2 separate regions of the Homo sapiens genome follow, and region 2 is linked to region 1. Evidence: chromatin contacts called from ENCODE Hi-C or POLR2A ChIA-PET data. All regions are on one chromosome and are shown on one strand. Each heading gives the region's core, a stretch centred on a gene start or an enhancer-like site at or near the end of the contact. The rest is flanking DNA. Distances are from core to core; before and after follow the strand shown. Region 1 overlaps LOC100288254 (a long non-coding RNA gene). Region 2 has its middle 35 kb from the start of SMIM23.

The links. A loop is a pair of places that touch in the nucleus more often than their neighbours do. ChIA-PET counts read pairs that join two places held with the same protein, here RNA polymerase II (POLR2A). Pooled maps may share reads with other maps.
Region 2: a loop to region 1 is called in a pooled map, with 2.4 times the contacts of the local background. The contact joins two enhancer-like sites. A Hi-C loop is called at or near these places in 2 of 50 pooled maps. POLR2A ChIA-PET finds 5 or more read pairs at or near these places in 2 of 52 experiments (activated CD8-positive, alpha-beta T cell and activated CD8-positive, alpha-beta memory T cell).

What each region holds. Positions count from the first base shown.
Region 1 is chr5:172,291,940-172,295,921 of GRCh38, reverse strand. All of the region lies in intron 1 of LOC100288254 (a long non-coding RNA gene), which reads right to left. Among named protein-coding and RNA genes, the nearest start is that of UBTD2, 10 kb to the right of the region's middle. Within about 2 kb of position 2,286, at least 3 of the 41 ENCODE cell types and tissues checked have a DNase peak (open chromatin) inside an H3K27ac peak, as active enhancers do.
Region 2 is chr5:171,748,978-171,752,959 of GRCh38, reverse strand. No RefSeq gene overlaps it. Among named protein-coding and RNA genes, the nearest start is that of SMIM23, 35 kb to the left of the region's middle. RefSeq lists an enhancer at 1,884-2,383. Within about 2 kb of position 2,305, at least 3 of the 41 ENCODE cell types and tissues checked have a DNase peak (open chromatin) inside an H3K27ac peak, as active enhancers do.

The DNA.
Region 1 (3,982 bases), core at 1,037-3,536:
AAACAAAAAAAAAAAACAAGAAAACAAGCCCTTAAGGAACATCAACAGCTTTAGCTCTTCTTTTTGCTCAGGGCTTGTGCATGGTCCTAAACAAAACTGAATCTTGTACCTATCTTTCCCCTGATTTTGCTACTACAGAAAGCTTAATTTAAAAGGTGGTTGATGGTAGGTGGGCATGATGGCACACACCTGTAGTCTCAACTATTCAGTAGGCTGAGGCAGAAGGATAGCTTTGAGCTCAGGAGTTCAAGTCTAGCATAGGCAACCTAGCAGGACCGCATCTCTAAAAATAAAGTTGCTGGATTTTTTGTTTTGTTTTGTTTTTTGAGACAGTCTTGCTCTGTTGCCCAGGCTAGAGTGCAGTGGCTCTATCTCAACTCACTGTGACCTCCGCCTCCCAGGTTCAAGCAATTCTCCTGCCTCAGCCTCCCGGGGATTACAGGCAAGTGCCACCATGCCCGGCTAATTTTTGTATTTTTAGTAGAGACGGGGTTCACCATGTTGGCCAGGCTGATCTCGAACTCCCGACCTCAGGTGATCCCCCTGCCTCGGCCTTCCAAAGTGCTGGGATTACAGGCGTGAGCCACCTTGCCCAGCTGATATTGCTGTTTCTTTAGGTATTGCCACCAAATACATTAAGGAAATGTCTCAAGAAAAAGGAAACACGATGTATTTATAGGAGCAAACAACAGTTGGCTTGCAGACATCCTAAATGGTGGATGGCAAGCTTGGCTTTTCCAAGGTTTTCCAATCTTTATGTTCTTCTAGTGGGTCTTCAGGTTACTATGACTTGTGTTAACAGGCTAACAACAAAACTGGATACCTCTTTAAATCAGACCACTCTACAGTGAACTATGGTCCTCAATTGCCATTGTGCCTCAACAAAGACTATGACCAAATGAACTCAGATGCCTATATTGTATGAACTTTGACTTGTTTGATTTGGTTGTTTGGTTCATGGGGACTCCTATTGAAGAGTACTCTTTAGTCTTTTGGTATTTTCCTCCTGACAGTCATCATAATAATCCCCCTAGTACACTATATCCTCTTGTTTTTTTGTTTTTTGTTTTTTGTGTTTTTTTTGAGACAGAGTTTTTCTCTTGTTACCCAGGCTGGAGTGCAATGGCGCGATCTCAGCTCACTGCAACCTCCGCCTCCTGGGTTCAAGGGATTCTCCTGCCTTAGCCTCCCGAGGAGCTGGGATTACAGGCATGCGCCACCATGCCTGGCTAATTTTTGTATTTTTAGTAGAGACAGGGTTTCACCACGTTGGTCAGGCTGGTCTCAAACTCCTGACCTCAGGTGATCCACCCGCCTCAGCCTCTCAAAGTGCTGGAATTACAGGTGTGAGCCACCATGCCCATCTTAAATGTCATCTTAAATGTCTGTATGAAGCCATCCATTGAGTGTTCAGTGGTCTCACTTCAATTAGATCATCAAGAACATCAAGAATTATTCAACTGCTGTGACTTTGTGACTTGTGAATTTCATACTAAAACCAAATAGGTCCATTTGCAATGGTGACAGAGAGTGGCATCAATGCTCAAGGTTTAGGTCAATCTCTCAAAAATTGAGAGGCTGACCAAAATGGAGGAATTGTTAAACTAAATTTGGCTTGAGGATGCCTCTGTACTTGAGTCCTTATGGAACAAATTGTAACCTTAGTACATCAGCGAACTACAAGCCTAACTTAGGAGTATACTTTTGTAACAGTAGCTGAGTCTCAGCCGGTCACACTAGCCAAGCCTCAGTCAATCACAGTTGGGCAACTGATTAGACCATGTTCAAATAAAGCAAATGCTGAGCTGTAATCACCTGAAGTATTCATAAGTGCTGCCTGCCCACATTGCAGGCTACAAATCTTTCAACCTGTTCTGGTTTTGAGGATTGCCTGATTCATGAATTATTCTTTGCTTAAATAAATTCTGCTTTAATGTAATTTGTCTAAAAATTTTAACAGGGCTATGAATTTTCTTTTGATATATGAGTTTTTCTGGGGATATGTGCTTTACATATATCCCATAGATTTGGATTTGTAGCAATTCTTTAATTTCTGTAATTCCCTAGATCCAAGAGTTGTGAAGCACAGGTTTTAAAGTTTTCAGGTAGAACATTATGCCAGTTATCAAATTGTTGAATCTCAGATGCAAACTCAATCTTCATTGCCTGCTCTGTGAAAATGAATATGGGCCCTTTAAATATTGTTTCTTTGCCAGCTGGCACAATGTTTAGCTTTGACAGTAGAGGGCACTGGAGAGACACTGCAGGAGGCTCACTCACTCAGTAGGTTTCCACAGCCTGGGTGGCTTCTCCAGTGCCAGGTTCCTGCGCTGTGTGCAGCCTTTCTAAGTGGCCAGCTTTTGCGGCACAAACAAGCTTCTCTAGCATAGCTCCTTCAGTATATATGTTGCTCCAGCACCAGGCTCCTGAGGTGGTGGGCAGCTTCTCCAAGGCCCAGATCCTGCAATATGCAGAAGCCTACACCACCTAGCAATGAGCAATTTCTCCAGGTACTTCGTAGTACCCGGTAGTTTCACAGCAGAATGGCTCTAAGTGGGGTACCTCCTATAAACAGCCTTTCAGCATTACAGGGCATATTATCAGCAAGTCCTAGAGAAGGGATTTCCAGCAACTTCCACTGGTGTGGCACAAGAGGAACTTCTCTGCCATTCACCAAGCCAAGGCCATATCCCCTCCAGCAATGGGGCACTGGCTCTCAGCCCTAGAAGGGCCTCTTCCTTAAGTGCACTGTCTCAGCCCTAGGGTTGCTGCTGCTGCTTATCTGCATTCCTCCGTTCTTTAGAGTTTCCTTTTCTCTTCCATAAAATCAAAATAATACCTGATACAAAAAGTGGACAAAGACCTTTAAGGAAAAAAAGAACTATAGACACTGGGTGCAATGGCTCACGCCTGTAATCCCAGCACTTTCGGAGGCCGAGGTGGTGGATCACCTGAGGTCAGGAGTTCGAGACCAGCCTGACCAACATGAAGAAACCCTGTCTCTACTAAAAATACAAACTTAGGGCCAGGTGCGGTGGCTCACACCTGTAATCCCAGCACTTTGGGAGGCCAAGGTGGGTGGATCATGAGGTCAGGAGATCGAGACCATCCTGGCTAACATGGTGAAACCCTGTCTCTACTAAAAATGCAAAAATTAGCCAGGCTTGGTGGCACATGCCTGTAATCCCAGCTACTCGGGAGGCTGAGGCAGGAGAATTGCCCGAACCCGGGAGGCAGAGGTTGCAGTGAGCCGAGCAGTGAGCCGAGATCATGCCACTGCACTCCAGCCTGGGTGACAGAGCGAGACTCTGTCTCAAAAAAAAAAAAAAAAAGTCAGGCATGGTAGCTCATGCCTATAATCCCAGCTACTTGGGAGGCTGAGGCAGGAGAAGTGCTTGAACCTGGGAGGCGGTTCAAGCAACAAGAGCGAAACTACGTCTCAAAAAAAAATTATAGGCAAATATTCATAACCAGAGATGCAATAATTTAGAACAAAATGTTATAAGGGCTAAATGGTAAGAGCTTATGAACACAAAGAAGGAAACAAAAGAAGGAAACAGGCCAGGCACGGTGGCTCAGCCTGTAATCCCAACACTTTGGGAGGCTGAGGCGGGCGGATCACCTGAGGTCAGGAGTTTGAGACCAGCCTGGCCAACATGGTGAAACCCCATCTCTACTAAAAATACAAAAATTAGCCGGGCGTGATGGTGAGCACTTATAATCCCAGCTACTCAGGAGGCTGAGGCAGGAGAATCACTTGCACCTGGGAGGCGGAGTTTGCAGTGAGCTGAGATCATGCCACTGCACTCCAGGGGTGACAGAGCAAGACGTTGTCTCAAAAAAAAGAAAGAAAGAAAAAAAAGGAGGAAACAACAGACACAGGTCTACTGGAGGAGGGAGAGTGGGAGGAGGGGGAGGAGCAGAAAAGCTAACTAGTGGGTACTGGGCTTAATACCTGGGTGATGTAATAATATGTACAACA
Region 2 (3,982 bases), core at 1,056-3,555, 540 kb after region 1:
GTTCATTTCTTTTGTTAATTATACACTTGAATAATATCTATTAAGAATCTTCTATGTACCCAGTACTGTGCCAGAGTATAAAGTGATGAACAAGATGGTCATGTTTTCTGCTCTTGTGGAGTTTACAATCAATTGTAGAATAGAGACATCATACAATTGTGCACAGAGCTCCATGTGAAATATGATATGGAAAGGTAGGCAGTCAATCAAAAAAAAACTTTGTTACAATAAGAAATTATAAGAACAATACCTATATGACTTTTACACAGTTTATTTTTACTGAAAATATTCACATATACATTCAGTCACCAATAGTGTGATGTAGGAAAGAGTCTTTTGTGGCGTCTGACTTTGCAGAATAAAGTTCTGTATCTTTTTTCTTTAAAGTGAAACAAAATATGTATGAATTAATACAAGTGCATAATCTTTCTAGAATTTTGTGGCTCTTGTTGCCAGTTGTTTGGAGTTTTCTCCTCACCTCCATCCAACAGATATGTTTTCTGAGACTTGCCTTTATTGATTCTTTCCAAAGTGGTCAACTTAGAAACAGCAATGTTTCTTTAATGCTCTTATTTCATTCGTTGGCATAATATTTAATTAAGTTATGTAATGACAGTACTGAATACATCTGCCATAAATGATTTAGACAGCAAATGCAATGGTCTCTTGGTCAGTAAACAACTCACATGGTGAGAGTGGAAGTTTTTGGGGTTGCTGAAGGATACCTCTATGGGACATAATGCATTTGTCTGCAAGGAACAGAATCTTTAACTGAAACAAGTTTTAAGCTTTGCTTTCAAAAAACTCTCAGTGCATAGTAAAAAAACGCATTTTAAATTGTCCCTTAGCACATATGCAAGAGTATAAACTGAAGCAAATTTTCACAAGCAGCACTTACCTTTACTTTATGTGATGCTACCTAATATTTTTGTCTATTCTTTCCTATTTTAATTCTATTAGAAATGCTAATCATGACCCACTAATATAATCTCATGTCTCATTAATGGAGTGCAACCCACAGTGTGAAAAACACCAGCTTAACCCAATAGGACATTTATTATTTTATGTAGGAAGATGTCTAGAGACGGAGAAGCCCTTGAGATGCTGCAGTAGCTCAGCAGCCTCCTCAAGGTCACAGGTATTTTCCATAGACTTCTTTCTGCGATCTTCTGAGAATTAGGAGTGTCTCCGCTCATGGTGCAAAATGGCTTCCACATCTAGCAGTTGTTACAAGTGGACACAATTTCACCCAACAAAAAAGAGGGAAAGGAAACTTTTCCCAGAAGCCCCCAGCTGCTCCTCCTCTGGTCTCATTGGCCAGGATTGGTCACACGTCTGTGTTCCAGCTGCGAGGGAGGCTGGGAAAGCAGGTGACTGGCATTTTCAGCCTCTTTATAGGGATATGTGCTCTGCCAGAAAAGACGAAGGGAAGGGGAATGTGGTTGGGAAGGGGGCCCAGTATGAAGAGCACTGAGGCTCGGCAGGCATGAGTGCTCAGCCTGCTCTGGGCATCAGTTTCACGTTACCCAGAGGGAGAGACTAGAGAGAGTTTCTTAATGCAGGGAAACTCCCTAAGTAGAAGGTGGTTAGGTGAGTGCCTAATTGCAATGTGTCAAAAGCTACGAAAAAAAGAAAAAAAAGATGCACAGCTGTTATTGGTTCATATTGCAGGGCACTTACCTGGGCCAGGGAACTGGGGAGGCCTCTTCAGGGAAGCGACTCTCTTAAGCCAGTAAGGGGAGACGGACCATGGTGGTGGGTGGTGGGAATGGTGTTCCAGGCAGAGGGAAGAGCTCACGAGAAAGCTAAGAGGAAGGAGGGATCATGGCTGAGGTGGCATATTTATTCTACTAGTTGTCCATCTCCTGTGGGCCCAGCCCTGTACTAGGCATCAATGGCTAAGAGAGTAATGGGACATCTCCTGCCCTTGGGAATGTCATCGTCCATTAGGAAGGGTGATGTATGAACAGTCGTAACTAGAAACCAAGGGGAACGTATGCCTTCAAAATGCTATGTTATCTCTTAGTGGAGGGGACTCAGGGGCCTTCCTTGGCGGCACCTAATAGGTAGGATCCGCATGTGTAGAATTAGCAGGGGTCACGCCTTCCAGTGGAAGGGCCTGCTGTGAGCAAAGGCCTGGAGGCAGGAAGGCAGAACCAGGGGTCAGCCACTTGGCTGGAGGGCTGGGCGCCTGAAGGGGAACCAGAGGGGGTAGGGCAGGGAAGGTTAGGAGGTGGCTCCAGCCAGCATTGTCCCAGCTTCCTGCATTTAACCCCAGCCATCTGCAGCCCCAACCTTGGCTAACCCTCCTGGCAGTGAGTGTGACACTGGGCCCTAGGAGACAGAAGGAATGACTCAGGCTTTGTTCTTGTTTAGCGTATTTTTTTGCCCAAAGCAGAGTGACTCCCAGGGAGAGGCCCTTGCCTGGCCCTTCTTCTTGGCACCAGCGAAGGCGCTTGCCTCTCCAGTCTCTTTGGAGAAGGACCAGTCTCTGAATGGTCAGAGTCACTGGGTCTCGTGTCTCCCAGGATCTGCTGGGAGGGCTGCCAAGGTGGCACAGGCCCTGCTAGGAGGACCTCTAGTGGCGGTGAGGCTGGGGGCTGGGACATCCATGTTCCCTGCCTGGAGGGGATGCCCAGGCCTGAAAGTCATGGGTGATGGCCCAGGCGGAACACTCAGGGCCCGAGAGAGGGGATGATGGGAGTGCTGGTGGGCAAACCTTTGTGGCGGTCTCTGGGAGGCCTAGGAGGGGCCACCAGGAAGTGAGTTGAACAGTTTCACCTTTATGTGAGGTTTCTCAACTGCTGGCATTTGGGGTGGGATAATGCTTCACTGGCAGGGGTTGTGGGATTTTTAACAACATTCTTGCTCTCTATGCACTAGATGCCAGCAGCATGCTTCTCTAAGTTGTGACAACCAAAAAAACTCTCCAGACATTGCCAAATGTCTCCTGGGTTGGTAAAATTGCCTCAGTCTGGGAATTAAGACCTTAAGGTGAATAGAGAGAAATCTCAGCGCTTTCCTGTACAGGAGCATTCTGCTAGGACCACAGGAAAAATTGCCCACCATTCTGGGACCATGGAGATGATCATTTAGAGATGGCAAAACTAGAGACCACTGAGGTCAGCTGCTTGGCCGGAGGTCTGGGCACCGGAAGGGGAGTCACAGGGACTAAGGCAGAGAAGGTTAGGAGGCGGCTCAGGCCAGAGCCTCGTGGGGTCTGTGGGGTTGGTCTGGGCTGGGGTGATGGCAGAGGCAAGGGAGGGCAGTGATGGGTCTGAGAGGTGTTTGGGTATTAGGTTTGTGGAAGAGGGAGGAGCTGAGGGTGGCTTCTGGTTTCTGGTTCAGACCACTGTGCAGACTGCTGTTTCAAGAGCAAAGACAGGGCACTGGGACAAGGAGTAGCTGGGGTCAAGTGGCTGCGGGGACGAAAGCCAATACTCTGAACTCAGGCCTCCTTCTCTGGTCATCCCCACCCTCTCCAGCCCTGTCTGATATTTGTCCCTCAGCATCTCTGAGAACCAGCCCCCATGGCTGCTGCCCTCCAAGGCAGGGAGAATGAGCAGAGGCTTGATGGGTCACTGCCCTGGCTGGAGCAGCCTCACATCTTTCCAGCAGAAAGCTGGGGCTCTGGCTATGCTGTTGCTACCATCTGACATTAGTTCAATTTGGCTTCTTGTGGACCAGAGCCTGGGGGAGGGTTTCTAGTCAGGTTGTTAATGGCTGGGGGAGGAATGAGGAGCTAGAGAAGATGTCACTGCCCCTTCCCTGAGCATCACATGAGAGAAGGCCTTGGCCTTAGAGGACTGGACTGGAGGCAGCTGGCCCTTTAAGAAGAACTGTTCTCAGCAGGACTTCCGTGTCTTTTGGGAAAGGGTAGGTTTCATGAGCAAGGGTGACCTTCTATGAATGCTGGGCTCCTTTGGTGAAGTTGCTCTTCTTGGGAGTTGGGCCTTGGAAAAAGGGATCTGCATGGTGGCCA